Regions from separate parts of the Homo sapiens genome. Here region 1 is linked to region 2. Evidence: chromatin loops called from intact Hi-C (ENCODE). Cell type or tissue: IMR-90. All regions are shown on one strand. Each heading gives the region's core, and the rest is flanking DNA. Links, peaks and the distances in the headings are about the cores only.

What was found. A loop is a pair of places that touch in the nucleus more often than their neighbours do. Peaks named below come from ENCODE experiments on the same cell type or tissue, not always from the same donor. Only the 100,000 strongest peaks of a DNase experiment are listed, where the experiment ranks them.
Region 1: a loop joins it to region 2, with 5 times the contacts of the local background. A loop is called at or near these places in 2 of 110 quality-filtered maps.

Annotation. Positions count from the first base shown.
Region 1 is chr1:172,954,071-172,956,901 of GRCh38, reverse strand. No RefSeq gene overlaps it. Among named protein-coding and RNA genes, the nearest start is that of TNFSF18, 95 kb to the left of the region's middle. In IMR-90, for the core only: no CTCF peak of the experiment used is centred there; a DNase peak (open chromatin) is centred at 1,271; H3K27ac peaks cover 1,040 bases.
Region 2 is chr1:172,901,600-172,904,430 of GRCh38, reverse strand. No RefSeq gene overlaps it. Among named protein-coding and RNA genes, the nearest start is that of TNFSF18, 150 kb to the left of the region's middle. In IMR-90, for the core only: no CTCF peak of the experiment used is centred there; DNase peaks (open chromatin) are centred at 670, 1,140 and 1,460; H3K27ac peaks cover 1,814 bases.

The sequences.
Region 1 (2,831 bases), core at 33-2,532, 53 kb before region 2:
AAGGACCCCTGAGGATCCTTCCATGTAGGTAAGTGTAAATAACCCCAATCCCAGAATGGATGCTCACATAGGCCTCGTGGGGAAGCAAAGTGATAAGTTTCCTAAAGAACCGCCATGAATAGAAACAGAGATTTAGTGGGCTAGCCCTGGGGCTGCCTCAGGAGAGGCAAAGGGGAAAGATGTTTCTCTGTCCTTGAAGTAGCCAATGTGGGGACCCCTGGAGGGTGACCCAAACCATTATCTTTCTCTTACTTCTTAAATCCTGTCAGACACCAAATCTTTCTGATTCTAACTTTCAAATATCTCTTGTCTCTTTCTCCCCTTCCAATTTCATTGTCATTGATTTGAGTCTGTCCCTCATCATCTCTCACCCCGACAGTTGCAATCAATTCTTTACTGGTTTCCTACCTAAATGTCTTACCACTAAAAATGCAAACTTGATATATCACCTGTCTGCCTAAGACCACTTGGTGGTTTCCCACTATTCCCAGACTAAAGCCCAAACTCCTTCACATGTGCCAAATGCACTCCATTTTCCAGAGTCTGCCTATCTCTTCTACCTCAATGTTTTCATTTCCTGCCTGCAGGAAAACCAAATTATGTATAGTTGTTCTTAATCCCATGGTGTTTTTTGCTTTCTGTCTTATTCCATTGGCCTGCTATAAGAAAATACCATAGAGTGGGTAGCTTATAAACAACAGAAGTTTATTTCTCACAGTTCTGCAGGCTCAGAAATCCAAACTCACGGCACCAACAAATTCAGTGTCTGGTGAGGGCCCGTTTCCTGGTTCACAGTTGGCACCTTCTAGCTGTATCCTCACATAGTGAAAGAGGCAAGGAAGCTCTCTGGGGCATCTTTTATAAGGCACTAATCCCATTTATGAGGATACAACCTTCATGACCTAATCACCTCTCAACATCCAACACCTAATACCATCATCCTGGGCATTAGGAATTCAGCATATGACTTTTGAAGGAACAAACATTCAGACCATGGCATTTTCATCTCTTTGTCCACACTGTTCATGAATCTAGAATACTCTTCACCTTTTATCTTGCTCTTAATCATTTTTCAAGACCCCGCTTGGGCATCATCAATTCGCTGTCTCCTAACCCATTTTCTGTATAACTGTTGTGCTTTTTCCTCTTAGTTATCCTTGTTGCCAACCTCCCTCCCCACCCCATCAGACTATTCAGCTATTCAAGAATTCTCAATGTCATTGCTTAGAAGCCCATCCTGACAGTTATCCAGCCAGTTAGTGCAAAACAAGTGGTAATAACACATTGTTGAGAAGATTGGGAAATGACACATACAAAAATATCTTCGCCATCTGGAGGATTACAGTAGGCCTCAGCTTTATTTTCCTCCTGACATTATTCATGTCGCTTTTATTTACCTCTCTCTGACAAGACATATACCACTGATAATAACTTATTTCCTGTAGATTCTCCAGATGATATTAAAAGGAATGTGACTAATTATGTACTTATGAGGTGTTTCACTCTCTTCCTACTTTGTGTAATTCCCACTCCTTGAAGTAATTAGCAAATGTTTCATAGGACCACGCAGTACAGTCATTAAGGGTGCAAGTTTTGAAATTAGACCAACAGACTTGACTTTAAATACTCACTCTACCACATGTTGTGTAACTTTGGAATTTTAATCTCTCTAAGACTTAATTCGCCATCTCTAAAATGGAAATAATATTAATGTCTACCACATAAAGGTTAGCTTTATGATGTTCTTTGGGGAATGATGAAAATTAGGACCGGCAGGGAGACCTGCAGGAGAAGAGAAAATTCGGAAGAGAGAACTCATGTCCGCATGTTAGCTTGGAGTTAACATAATGATTCCTTCACTGAAGTGAAGCAGGAACACCTTTGGGTAACAGCTGCATGGACAGAGACTCTTCCACTCCGTCAGGTGGGAGGCAGTGGAAATGATTCATGCTACCTGCAGGAGAGTGAAGCTGGTGGAATGAGAAACTGTGTAGGAAGCTCTCTAAGTTGTAGCGTAACTTTCTGTTCCTCCACCTTGGTTCAGGAGCAACCCTAAGGTTGTGACAACAGTGGGTTATCTGTGGGAACTTTGGAAAGGGCTTGAGAATTCTTACAAGGCTGGCCCACTTGACAATCAAGCCTATGTCTATGGACAGTGCTTATCCTTTCAGTGTGGATAGACCAATGGCAGATGCTGGTCAGCTGATCAGGACCAAAGGGTGAGCCGGACACAGAGTGGGCCCTACACACAAGTGCAAAACCAAAGGAATGTGTTTCTGTGGAACTCCCTGCCTCCCAAGCCTATGTCCTCCTAAGGGCCTTGAGCTCTTCATTTCTAAGACTCTCCTCTACAAATGAGGCAGGCTCTAGACAGCTCTAAGGAGAATGGGGAGTATGTCTGTTAATGACTCAGCAGCTGAGGGACTAAGTTCGAATCTTAGTATTTGATCAAATCTAACATAGAAAAGTGCACCTTTTCTATCATGGGCTTTCCAAAAGCAAATGTTTCAATCCCAACCATGAGGAGCTGCAATTCTCTTAGCCAAACGAATTTTCATTATAGAAATAGTGCTGTAGGCTTCCTCAGAGATGTCCCCATTTTTGGGTAGCATCTCTGTGTCAATTTGCCAGCTCACAATGTTCTCTTCTGCACAGTGCTACCCAGACTACCATGAGTTCAACATCTGTTCCTGAGGATGAGGGTCAGAAGGGGAGTTTAGGATGTTCCTTTAGTAAATGGGAGACTTATGCCCCTATAGTCCCAATTATTAATATGATGAATCTTACATTTTATCTGCTTTAGGTCAACTTTATAATTTCCACTAAATTGG
Region 2 (2,831 bases), core at 273-2,772:
ATTCACCCCACCTGCACTTGCTTTCCTGAAGAAAATGGCTCAGGACTGTCCTGAATTCATAGGCTAGCCTTTAAGCTCTGAAACTCTAAGGATAGGATAAACTTCACTTTTAATGTGGGTCACATTGAGGATCTGAAAAAGGAGAAACCTACTCCAGGTCAGGAAGTTTGAATGACACTTCATTGTCTCACTTGTCATCTGGCCAACATTTCAGAAAGAAAAGGAATAAATATGCTTTAAGGTAACACAAAGGATATGACCCCCGGCTCATTTAGGAAAAAAAAATTGGAGTGACATTTAAGAAGAAGAAAACCAAGACTACCAACTCTGAATGCAGACATGTGCTTAGGCTGGGTAAAAACTTCTAAAGAGCAGTAATGGAATTCCCATGGGTTACTAGAGTTATGACTTGACTAGCCTAAAAATTAATGGTGAATTTCCCTGCAGATTTTTCTCTACTACAGACAGACTTGTTGTGACTAGATTTCTTGCTCCCTATTTCAGTTTTAATAAATAAATTTTCCCTGATTGGAGATGAAGGTATTCAAACTTAAAGGATTGGGAAAGGAAGATAATAATCCTCCAGGGTTTTTATGAAAACCACAACAGTGAAATTGAAGAACTCCATGTAGGGAAACAATGTTTATTTATCAATGGCCATGGAAGAAGCATTCCTCTCTAATAAGGGGTATGTATACTTTGACCTGCCCTTAACACTCACTTCCTAGGAATGTATGATGAGATCTTCAGAAGTTTAATTAGAAACACTAATGCTTTCATGGGCTGATATAATTATTCTAGTTAGTCTTTAAGACTTTTATACATTCTCTTCATACATTACTTATAGTATATTCTCTTGCTGAAACTACTTGCTAGTGTCAGCTGAATGTCACAGTTGGACGAGAAGGTAGTGGCCCTTAAGGAAGGATATATTATAAACATATGTATTACATATATTTGTACAACATATTACATATTACAAAACTGCAAATCAAGTTTCAATTCCATTTCAAATATTACTCCACCAACCAACATTTTTGAGTCTGGGTTGGATTTATTTAGGTTCTGAGCCAGTGAACTTGTGTTAACTTCCAAAGCTCAGACATTGCTACATGACCTTGGAAGACTTAAGTGGGAAGGATCTTTAGATAGTTTTGTCTAGAATGAATCACATAAAAATTTCTTGTATAATATAGTCATTTTCTAGAGTGGCTGGCTGCCATCTTGCTTGTAATGAAATATAATCTATGTTATTCTGCTCCATTATCTAATAAAAACCAAGCTACACAGTCAGAAAATGACCTGGCATTTGCAGTAGCCGAGTCTGCTGAATAATTAGGAGAAGCACATACAAAATGTTAAACCATGAAAAAGCTTTGTATTACCACAATTGGCTTCATAAAAATTCTTCAGCTGCTGTATGTATTTCTTCATTACACATCCAAAGACTCAGTGACTAACAATGTCACTGGTAGACATATATTCATAACAGTGTTAGTCATGGGATCTTAAAACTAGCTAAGATACATTCTGAAACTTATCTGAAACAACAGAGGTTTGTTTAAGTTTACCACAGGGACAGTATTTTCAAGTCTTCTATAAGGTCAGTACTGCATCATGACATTTACTTTTAATAGAAGAGAAACTGAATAACGTAATTTTTGAGCTCAGCATACTGCTAGTAATTTATAAACTGTCCACAATTATTTTCCTTCTAAGTTGAAGAATAGTGAACATAAAATATAGAAAAGATGCTAACTATCTACGTTAACATTCTACAGGACCAGTTCAAAAACTCAGAGCATTACGGAAACACTGATTTGTATTTTAAAAATCATTTTATATCACTTTCGCATTCACTAATTTGAGATATACTTATCTCAAATTAGTGATCCATACATCAACATACATGCATTAATGAACATAACCAAGTTGATATAGTCAGTTCCAAGTCTAGATGTTAAATATCCTCATTCAAAATAAAACTCACCTTTCACTATGTTCTTTGCCTCAATTTTATTGTGATCTAAGATGATGCAATAGTATAGAGTGCTGACTGTTAACCTGATTCCATAGAAAATTCAAAGTCAAAAACATTGAATTTTATTGATTCCATAATTAATTAATTTGTTGTTAAACATTCAGGGTTTTTTGACATCTAAAATATACTTTTAGAAAAATTTGCCGCCACTACAATAACTCTAGTGCTTTGATTTATTATTCAGACTACCTATCAAAGTCAAAACTTAGAAGCACCACTGTTAACTCTTAATCATTGACACTAATAGTGAATGATTCTTATATAATTAGCATCTACTTAAACCACCAAGTCCTTTGACTTACTTATTTAGCCACTTGCTCAACACTTTGTCTCAATTAGAATTTAATCAGTAGCAAAATTGACTAGAATTCATTTTTAAATTAATTTACACTTTACTCTCCAAGGTTTTTATAACCAAGGACACAATTCCAAGTCTCTACAATAAGAAGGGAAGAACAAGTAAGAATGTTGCGATATCTTCAAGCTTTTCAAGACAGATAATTCAGAAGAGTTAGCTCTTCATCCTTGATCTAGTTTGCGGTTGGTACGTTTCTCTTGCTTTTCCTTCCTTTCTTAAAAGTGACTGGGAAAATTCTGATGGAAGAAAGGACTGATAAATGATCATGATCAATCAGAATTGAAGATGATTTTAGAATTTAATTTAGAATTTAATTTACTCATATTAAAGTACCTTTATTTTACACTTGTGGACATTAAAGTAATGAATGCTCCATTAATTCTAGAAGTCTAAAAATATTTGAAAAGTTATAATTTCAATAAAACCATGTGC